2 separate regions of the Mus musculus genome follow, and region 1 is linked to region 2. The links are chromatin loops, found by intact Hi-C in ENCODE. Cell type or tissue: left cerebral cortex. All regions are shown on one strand. Links, peaks and the distances in the headings refer to the core of each region. The heading gives the core; the rest is flanking DNA. Region 1 has its middle 30 kb from the start of Gtf2ird1. Region 2 overlaps Gtf2ird1 (general transcription factor II I repeat domain-containing 1).

The links. Peaks named below come from ENCODE experiments on the same cell type or tissue, not always from the same donor. Only the 100,000 strongest peaks of a DNase experiment are listed, where the experiment ranks them.
Region 1: it touches region 2 in a loop (5-fold over the local background); 36 of 42 quality-filtered maps call a loop at or near these places.

Annotation. Positions count from the first base shown.
Region 1 is chr5:134,483,693-134,489,067 of GRCm38, reverse strand. No RefSeq gene overlaps it. Among named protein-coding and RNA genes, the nearest start is that of Gtf2ird1, 30 kb to the right of the region's middle. In left cerebral cortex, for the core only: CTCF peaks have their summits at 1,793 (motif pointing left) and 2,926 (motif pointing right); DNase peaks (open chromatin) are centred at 768, 2,607 and 2,939.
Region 2 is chr5:134,371,911-134,377,285 of GRCm38, reverse strand. Gtf2ird1 (general transcription factor II I repeat domain-containing 1) reads left to right here. Exons shown (of 30, transcript NM_001081464.2): 21 at 209-392; 22 at 1,151-1,179. Among named protein-coding and RNA genes, the nearest start is that of Gm46925, 26 kb to the right of the region's middle. In left cerebral cortex, for the core only: CTCF peaks have their summits at 3,182 (motif pointing left), 3,837 (motif pointing right) and 4,472 (motif pointing right); a DNase peak (open chromatin) is centred at 3,163; H3K27ac peaks cover 452 bases.

The DNA of each region.
Region 1 (5,375 bases), core at 172-5,171, 110 kb before region 2:
GTTTCTCTGTGTAGCCCTGGCTGTCCTGGAACTCACTCTGTAGACCAGGCTGGCCTCGAACTTAGAAATCCTCCTGCCTCTGCCTCCTGAGTGCATACGCCACCACTGTCTGGCCTGTGTCATACATATCTATTACTGGCAATGACCAAAAGCAACTTGGGGAGGAAAGGGCTTCATCTTCTCAGTTGAGGTCCTGTCCTGGTTTACTCCTCTGCTGTGACAGAATACCATGACCAAGGCAACTTACAGAATAATGCACTTAATAAGGCTTACAGTTTCCAAGCACGATCCGTGACCATCATGGTGAGGGGCACGGCTGCAGGCAGGCAGGCATGGTGCTGGAGTAGTAGCTGAGAGTTTGCATCTGATCTACAGACACAAGGCAGAAAGCAAGAGCTAACTGGGAAGGGCTTAGGCTTTTGAAACTTCAAAGCCCAATGACACCTCCTCCAACAGGCTATATACCTCCTAATTGTTCCCAAACAGTTCCACCAACTGGGGACCAAAGATTCAAACATGACCCTACAGGGGCCATTTACATTAGAACCCACCACATTCTGCTCCCTGGCCCCTGTAAGCTTGTAGCCATATCATAATTCAAAATGAATTCATTCCAACACTGTTCACAGGGCTCTCTTGAGACTTCAAGGCAATCTCTTAATTGTAACCTGCTGTAAAACGTAATTATATATGTCCTATAAGCGACGGTGCAGAGAAATTGCTAAACTAGACCTCTCCGTGGGTGGAAAGATTTATTGCGGAGCAAACTGCCAAAGCTGTCTCTGGGAGGGGTCGGGAGGCAGAGTGAGAAGCGAGAGTGGGAGAGTGAGCAGAATGAGACGCAGCAGGGTGGGGGTCTGAGCCGACACAGGCTGCTGGGAGTCACCAGGAACTAGGTGCCCTTTCCGAGGTAGTTGACCTTGGTGGAAGGCTATGGGAGGTTCCTGAAGGACTAAGGGTAGTTCCTGGTACCCAGAAACCTGCCCTTATGTTTGCCTTCTAGATAACAATCCCAATGCATTAGAGTGATCATTAATAACCACAAGAAAGAGTCGCCATTAGGCTGTCTTAAAATGTCCTCTGACAACAAAATCCCGAACTCTTCAATTTAAGCTAAGCATGGTGGCACACATCTTGAATCCATTATTCAGGAGATAAAGGCAGGAAGATCTCTTGAGTCCGAGGCCAGCCTGGTTTACAGAGTGAGTTCCAGGCCAACCAGGGCTACACAGAGAAACTCTGTCTTCCAAAACCAAAAACGAAACTCTTCAGTTTGGTCTCAGGCAGATTCTTAGGAAAAAGCAGCCACAGTCTTGGCTAAAATGATGCCTTAGGGGGCTGGCGAGATGGCTCAGCGGGTAAGAGCACTGACTGCTCTTCCGAAGATCCTGAGTTCAAATCCCAGCAACCACCCATCATGAGATCTGACACCCTCTTCTGGTGCGTCTGAAGACAGCTACAGTGTACTTATGTATAATAATAAATAAATCTCTGGGTCAGAGCGAGCAGGGACTGAGCGAGCATGACTGACCAGAGTGAGCAGAGGTCCTGAAATTCAATTCCCAACAACCACATGAAGGCTTACAACCATCTGTATAGCTATGGTGTACTCATATACATAAAATAAATACATAAATAAATCTAAGGGGCTGGAGAGATGGCTCAGTGGTTAAGAGCACTGACTGGCCTTCTAAAGGTCCCAAGTTCAAATCCCAGCAACCACATGGTGGCTCACAACCATCCATAATGAGATCTGGCTCCCTCTTCTGGGGTGTCTGAAGACAGCTGCAGTGTACTTACATATAATAAATAAATAAATCTTTAAAAAAATTTTAAAATCTAAAAAAACCCCTTACTCCGGTTGCTAATATTGTTCCCCTGTGAAACCTCTGAAGTTGGGCATAGGCTACAGCTCTCAGATAACTGTTCTGCTTCTAGGATGCTTTATTAAATCTGGCTTACAGCACTCAGTGTTTTTCTTAGTCCAGGGACCACGCTGTGCTGAGACCCCAGAGGCAGCCTGGAGTGTTCTGTATATTGGTCCTTCATTCGCACACTGAGTGTCAGATGACAAGAAGGTGTGGGGGCCACTGCTTCGTCACTTTAAGGGCTCCAGGTGAGGGGGTTACACTCTTTCTTTGGTGTGTCTAATATTTTCAATCACCCATATGCCCCTAGAGTCTCAATTTGTCCTGAAGGGTGGCACCCTTATTAAATTTTATTTGTTTATTTATTTTTGCTTATTGAGGCAGGGTCTCATTGTGTGTCCCTTGATTGTCCTGGATGTCACTCTTTTTTTTTCTGTTTTGTTTTGTTTTGTTTTTTGGTTTCTCGAGACATGGTTTCTCTGTGTAGCCCTGTCTGTCCTGGAACTCATTCTGTAGACCAGGCTACCCTCGAACTCGGAAATTCGCCTGCCTCTGCCCCCTGAGTGCTGGGATTAAAGGCATGTGCCACTGCACCCAGCTTTCTACGCCCAGGAATAAGTCACATACTAGTCTGTGCTACGTGAATGATGGTGTCTGCAGATCCGTTTGGGCGGGAGCCGTCATCCTCCACCCCAAAATAGAGACTCCTGGGGGCAAGACACAACCTGAAAAAAAGGCAGTTTTAGTCAATATAGAGTAACTTACAGCAGGCCACAGCCTGGTCTTAGCACCAGCTTACACAGTAAATTTAAAGACGGCCTGGGGGGCGTGAAGGAGGGGGAGGAAGAGAGGGAGGATAGGTAGAGTGGGAGGAGACAGGGAAGAGGTCGGGGAGAGAGAGGAAGGGAGAAAAAAAAGAGGAGATTGGAGAAGAGAAGAAAGAAAAAACAGGGCAGAAAGAGAAAGGTGAGTTGGGGCAGTGAAGAGGACACAGTGGGAGATGACATACATATAAGGTATGCATGTATATTTATAGTCCCTCCTGTAATGCACAGAACTCACCACAAGGTGTCGCCCTCAGCTGCTGCACCTTCCGGTCATCTCTATGGCACTTAAAAGGCATAGAACCTGACTGGCAAGCCTGCACAGGAAAGGCACAAAGTATCTCCCTCCCGGCCCTATAGTTCCCTGGTGGGGTGGTCCCAAGAAGCCACCAGGCTTGGTTCAGACTCCTATGTGGCTATCCATCTGTCCACCTATCCATCTTAGCAACAGAAGCCAGCTAGAAAGGGGACATTCAATTCATTTCCAGGAACCCTTTAGGTAGGATTTCATGTCCCTGGACTCGGATCCCCCTTCCTATACCCAGATCCTTGTCTGCCGTTGAGTGACTCAACATGCCTTTGCTGGGGTCCTTGCTGAATTGAGAACGCATAGTTCTGGCTCTTGTCTGGAACCTTTCTCTCAAGTGACAACAGAGGGAAGAACTAGCTGTCCCCTATGCTGCCCTCAGAGTCACCCTCAAAGCCCCTTCCGTGGCTCAGCAGCTGCCTTTCCCCCTGCCCTACTGGACCACTTCACACTGGATTTCCCAGACTGTTTCGCAAATCGGGCGCATCTCCCTTTTGCCCTCACTCAGTCCACATGCCTGCTCTATGCTGCATCCACCACCTTCTGTTCTTCACCCCCCTAACCCCCGTCAAAGCTCCAGTTGCCAACTAGACACACCTGGGAAGAGGGGACCTCAGTTGAGGAATTGCCTCCTAGACTGGCAGGTCTAGGGGGCGTGTTCTTAGTTGATGATTGATGGGCAAGGGTCCAGCCCACTGTGGGAGGTACCATTCCTAGGCAGGTAGCCGAGCAAGGCAAGGACCAGTAAGCAGCATCCCTCCATGGCCCCTGCTTTGATTCCTGCCCTGAATCAAATATGGATGGATGGGTGGACAGGTGGATAGACTGTAACTTGTAAGTCAAATAAACCCTTTCCTCCCCAATTTGATTTTGGTCAGTGTTTTGTTGCAACAGAAAGCAAATTAGGACACCCCTTTAACCTATGCTAACCTTTAGGACACCCCTTTAATCTATGCTAACCTTTCTGAACCACTGTCCACTCTGGCCTGGTCCTGAGTTTCTAGCTCAAACCTTATCCTCCAGAGAAGCCTTTTCATGTAAGCACATGCCTCACTCACTCACTATGTTGTACACATACAACTACATAGGCACATATGGACGTCCACTGATATATGAGCACATACACTCATAATTATCCACACACACATACACATACCAGAATATTCACATGTATACACATACAGTCATCCACACAATACTACACACATATGTGTATAAGCATCCATGTGTGCACATGTGTATCTATACATACACTTACTTTATATACACATGCATTGCAGTTGCTATTTTTGATTGTCAACTTGACTACATCTGGAATTAACTAAAACCCCACAATGTAGGGCACACTTGTAAGGGATTTTTGCTTAATTGGAAATTGAAAAAGACACACCTTTAATTTGGATCGTGAAGCAGGCAGACACACCTTTAATCCAGATCATCACTTGAGTTGGGGGAAAAATATCCTTTAATCTGGGCCACACCTTCTGCTCAAAGCCTATCTAAGGACCCAGAAGGAGGAGGAAAAGGAAGCTTTTGCTTTCTCTGTTTGCTCTTGCCTTGTTAGCTCTCCCATTCCTTCACTGGCATTAGAGATTGCTTCTTCAGGATTGCAGTGTACAGCAAAGACCAGCTGAGACTTCCAGCTTCATGGACTGAGAAACTACTGGATTCTTGAACTTTCCTTTCATATCTAGCAGTGTTAACGTAGCTGGAGCAGAGAACACTGACTAATACATGCATACACATATATTAACATATATTGTTTATGTACACATAAAAAAAACAAAACAAAACAAAAAAAGCCGGGCAGTGGTGGCGTACTCCTTTAATCCCAGCACTCCAGAGGCAGAGGCAGAGGCAGAGGCAGGCAGATTTCTGACTTTGAGGCCAACCTGGTCTACAGAGTGAGTTCCAGGACAGCTAGGGCTACACAGAGAACCCTGTCTCAAAAACAAAACAAAACAAAACAAAAAAAACATGTACACATATCTACACTTGCACACCCATTGCATATACATGTAAACATAAATATACACATTAATAGCACATATCCACACAGCTCACACAGAAAAATATGCCTATACAATATACATACATACATGGATACTCATAGACACACCTGTACTATACACACACACACACACACATATATGTGTGTGTGCATATATACTCAAGCACACATACCACATATATACAAGCCAAACATGCATATATGTATATATGCATATACACACAAACACCTTGTATGCACATAAACACATGCTCTTGCACAAGCACAAGTGGACAGTCATATCTACAGGTATATTCACAGCCATAGTCATACAGTGCTACATGTTGTACAGGCACACATGTGCATATATATATATATATATATAT
Region 2 (5,375 bases), core at 177-5,176:
CATGTATTCGAGGCCCATCCAGCGTGGATTCCCACCAGCAACTCTGCACAGTACACATATTATTGATCTCCAAGTCCTGTTCACGTACAACTTCTCCCATCTTCCACAAAGATCCTCAGCCCTCTGGGAGAGAAGCCCCCAGACTCCTCCTGCCCCGTCTGTTCGGCCTCTTGCTCCTGACTGGTACAACTGCCTCTCTCCTATCCAGGTGAAGCTCTGGGCATCAAATACCCAGTGCAGGTGCCCTACAAGAGAATCAAAAGCAACCCAGGCTCGGTAATCATTGAAGGCCTACCCCCCGGGATCCCATTCCGCAAACCCTGCACCTTTGGCTCCCAGAACCTGGAAAGGATTCTCTCTGTGGCTGACAAGATCAAGTTCACGGTCACCAGGTATTTGATGAGGAAGAGCTCAGACTAGCCTGGCTGGGATTGGGAGCTGGCTCCAGAAGTTCCTATAGTAGGGGGTGTTGGAGAGGGACTACAGCTAGCCAGTCGCGCTAAATGACTTGCTCCGTGTTTGGTGAAAAAAAACCTTTGCTCAAAAAGGAAACAAAGAAAAGTAGACTGATGAAGGAAGATTCTGGAAGGCGACCTTTGGCATGCATGTGTGCACATAAACAAGACTACTTCTCTCCCCCACCCCCCGTGCACATGCTCACACGGTACAGATCCCAAAACAGGCCTCGAATCCCAGCACACAGGAAGCAGAGGCAGGAAGGTTATGGGTTAACCTTCATAACCATAAAGTTATGCCCAGCCTTCATAATTAGACCCTTTCTTTAAAACAAAAACAAAAGCTAGGGAAGTGGCCTGGTTGGTTTCATGGCGTGTCTAGGACACACGAAGTCCTGAGTCCCATCCCCAGCTCTCATAAACCAGGAGTAGTGGTGCATACCTGTAACCTCAGCGCTCAGGCGGTAGAAGCAGGAGGAGCAGACTTTCAGAGTCAGCCTTGGCTAGAACATCAGGATTCAAGGCTAGGCTGGGCTCCATGAGACCTCTCAAAGAGTCAAACATTGAATGCTAGTGTCTGAAAAGGACCCTGGGCTTTTGTTACCAATCCCTTGGCAAGCTAGTATCATCATCTACCTGGTGGTAACCTCGTCCCCATCCCTTTCCCCTGAAGCTCACTTCTGTTTCCCTTCCAGGCCATTCCAAGGACTTATCCCAAAGCCTGGTAAGTGGTACTTCTGGGGGTTTGGGAGGTACTTGGTATTAGGGGTGGGGGTTTGTGCACAGTTCTGGAAATTCAAAACCTTCATGGGAGACACCTGCCTGGCTCAGGCGCAGGACCAGGGTACTACCCTGCTGTTCCTGCAACTCCCTTTGCGTCTGCCTCCGGTTGATGGAGAAAGGCTGCAGAATCCCTGGTCTTAAGACCCAGAGACCCCGTTGAGATAACATTGGAACCACGGGCTTCACCCAGTCAGTCCCATGACCTCCGGGAGACCTGGCTAACTCAGGAAATGGGGAAAATTGATGGCAAATGTATTTGAATGTTGTCATAGGGTACAGGGAGCTTGGTGGTAATATGTGAGGCATTGGGGAGCTAGGAAGATAACATAGTCTATAAAGTATTTGCTGTGCAAACAAGAGAACCTGAGTTTAATCCCAGGAACCCACATTTAAAAAAATCTGTGTAGGGGTGGATGGGATGGGGGGGGGGGAGAAAACACAGCTGTGCTTTGTGGTGCAGTTTGTAATCCTGTTTGGAGGAGGTGGAGCTTTGCAAATTGCTAGGGCTCACTGAGCAGCCTGCCTGGTCTATTCAGCAAGTTAGCTCCAGGTCAGTGAGAGACCATCTCAAATGAACAAAAGAAAAAAAGCTGAGCATAGTGGCCCACCTGGGAGGCAGAATTTGAGGTTTGCTTGTCTACAAAATGAATTCTAGGACAGCCTGGCGCTACACAGAGAAACATTGTTTCAAAAAACAAAAGCTAGAGAGCTCCTCTGGAATCCCCAGTGAAAGGCTGGTGAGTGGCTCAGTGGTAGAGCCCCTGCCTAGAATCCCCCAGTGAGGGGCTGGGGGCGTGGCTCAGTGGTAGAGCCCCTGCCTAGAATCCCCCAGTGAGGGGCTGGGGGCGTGGCTCAGTGGTAGAGCCCCTGCCTAGAATCCCCCAGGGAGGGGCTGGGGGTGTGGCTCAGTGGTAGAGCCCCTGCCTAGAATCCCCCAGTGAGGGGCTGGGGGCATGGCTAAATCAAGCTTGCTAAGATTTCGTGTATTTCACCAAGCCTGGTTTATGAGGTACTGGGGCTGGAACCAGGGCTTTATGCACTCTAGACAAGAACCTATCAAATCAAGTATATCCTTAGCCCCCAAGACCCCATCTTGAAAAAAAAAAGTAAACAAAACAAACAAAAGAAGCCCCTGGCCTCATTTTTACCTGCTGCAGCAGCTAACTGGGTGGACTCTAGGATCCTGGTGCCCACTGTGGAGAGAGCCCTGGGTGGGACCAGAGGCTGGACCAGAGCTGGCAGTCAGACCATGAGGGAAATGAGTACTTCCTCAGGAAGGAAGCTGGGGACAAGGCAGTACTTGTGAACACAGAGGGCTGCCTTTCCACCAATGAGAGATCCAGAAAGTCCCTTCTTTGGGACTGACCCTAGCTCAGCCTGTCTGCCCTCCACCCCAGCTCTTGAGTTAGTTTGTAAACATGGGCCTCTTGGACCCTGGCTGATGATAGCCTAAAGTCAGACCCTAGCCAGTTGCCACCCCTGACACAAGTGATTATCTAAGCTGATGTCACTGCTGGGTGCTTCTGCTCCTGTCCCTCTGGGGTCCAGGAAGTATGGCTAGACCTCCAGCCTCGGTAGGAACCCAGTATATAAGTCAGCCAATCCCCCTACAGCCCCCATGGCTCTCCCTGGCCTCCAAACGCACTCGTTTTGGGGACAGCGTCCTGATATGTATCCCAGACTGGCCTCAAATTTGTGGCCTTTCTGCCTCAGCTTCCAGAGCGTTGAAGTTACAGTAGTGGGCCACCACTCTGGGATCGGTTACCTTCTCCCAGGAGGAAACATAGACTCAAGAGAGTTGAAGGAAATTTCTCGAAGTCACAGAGCATTTGCCTAGCCTGGCTGAGATTTGAAAGGAAAAGACTTCCCTACTTGCAGGAGCTAAGTTGTACCTTAATGTGCTAAATCTGATTCTGCTGAGTGTCTCTCTGTCGCCCCCTCCTGACCACTAGGTGCAATGACATGGGTCCTATGGTCCTATCTGTAACCTCCCTTTTTTACAAATTCCCAGTTTAAACTGGTTTATTTACTTGATGGATAGGGTTTGATATTAGGATTTTTTACTTATGTTCGTTATGTTTTTTCTAGACAGGGTTTTTCTGTGTAACCCTGGCTTTCTTGGAACTTGTTCTGTTTACCAGGCTGGTCTTGAACTTATAGAGATCTGCTTGTCTCTGGCTCCAGAGTACTAGGATTAAAGTCATGAGCCACTAGCATCTGGTTTTAGAATTTTGAGTGAGTGTGTGCGTGAGTGGGGGGAGTGTGCCTCTGTGTGTGTGTATGTGTGTGTGTGTGTGTGTGTTTATGTACAGAGGCCAGAGAGCAACCCTAGATGTTGGTCCTGTGGAGCTGCCCTATTAAATGTATTATTATTTTTATTTTATTTTATTTTTTTAAAGATAGTATCTCTCACTGGCCTGAAGCTAGGCTGACCAACTAGTCCCAGGCATCCTTCTGTATCTGCCTCTCTGGTGATGGGATTACAATTTCACACTATCGTTCATAACTTTTAATCGAGGGGGTGGGGGAGAGGTAGGGAAAAGAATTGTTTGTGAGTGCAATTCCTTTAGAGACCAGAAGATGTCACCAGATCCCCTGCTGCTGGAGTTTCAGTTTTGAGCTGCCTGGCACAGGCCCTGAGAACTGAACTCAGGTCCTCTCAAAGAACAGTGAGCATTCTAAACCACTGAGCCATCTCTCCAGCCCTAAGCCTTGCTTTAAAAAAAAAAAAAGAATTACTACATAGTGTGTGTATGTGTGTGTGTGTGTGTATGTATACACCCAGGTCTTCAACCTTAGAGGCAGGAAGGTGTTTTTACCATCTGAGCTACTTGGCTGGCTTCAGGCCCTGCTTTTACAGAGGATGTGGGGCTCAGATCTTATGTTTCCAAGCTAAACACTTTACCCACTCAGCTTTTGTCTGTTGTGGTTATTGCTGCTGTGTTTTGGGGGGGGGGGGATTCTTTATCTGTTTGTTTCACCTGCACGTGTTTATGCGCACCATGTGTGCCTGGTGTCTGTGGAGGCCAGAGAACTAGAGATGTAGGTGGTTGTAAGCCACAATGAATGCTGGGAACCGAACCTTGTTCTTTTGCAAGAGCAACCATCGCTCTTGAACCACTGAGCCATCTCTCTACCCCCACCCCAAGCCCAGTTTCTTCTTTTTTAAAAAAATATTTATTTATCTATTTATGTATTTAATGTATTCGAGTACACTGTGGCTGTCTTCAGACACACCAGAAGAGGGCATCAGATCCCATTACAGATGATTAGAGCCACCATGTGGTTGCTGAGAATTGAACTCAGGGGCTCTGGAAAAACAGTCGGTACTCTTAACCTCTGAGCCCTTAATCTCTCCAGTCCCCCAGTTTCTTCCTTGAAAAAGAAAAAGGTTCTTTTTTGTGAAGTAGACCAGGCCAACCTGGAACTTGGTGGAGTTTAGCTGAGAATCATCTGGTTTTTTGTTTTTGGTTTGTTTTTGGTTTTTGGTTTGGTTTGGTTTGGTTTTTCGAGACAGGGTTTCTCTGTGTAGCCCTGGCTGTCCTAGAACTCACTTTGTAGACCAGGCTGGCCTCGAACTCAGAAATGTGCCTTCCTCTGCATCCCGAATGCTGGGACTAAAGGTGTGCGCCACCACGCCCGGCTGCTGAGAATCATCTTAAATTTAGGATCCCTTGTCTCCACCTCCTGGCGCTGGGATTTCGGATGTGTGTTATCTTCTGTCAAACTAGTCCACTCTTGTCTGAGGGTTTCTGTTGCTCTGATAAACACTATGATCAAAACCACCTTAGAGCAGGAAGGGGTTGTTTCAGCTTTTAATTCCTAGGTCACACTCCATCACTGAAGGAAGACAGGGCAGGAACCTGGAGGAACACTGGTTACTGCCCTTACAACCCCTACACACACACCCGCCCTGCTGGCTCAGCCTGCTTTTGAATACACCTCACAACTACCTGCTGGGCATGGCTCCACCCACAGTGGGGCTGGGCCCTCCCCCATCAATCACTAATTAAGAAAATGGCCACAGGTCTTCTGATGGAGGTGTTGTCTCATTTGAGTTAGTTTATGTCAAAGAAAGGTGATGGGACCAGGTGCAGTCCCTTGTGCCTGGAAGGTCCCTGTGGGGAAAGACTTGGG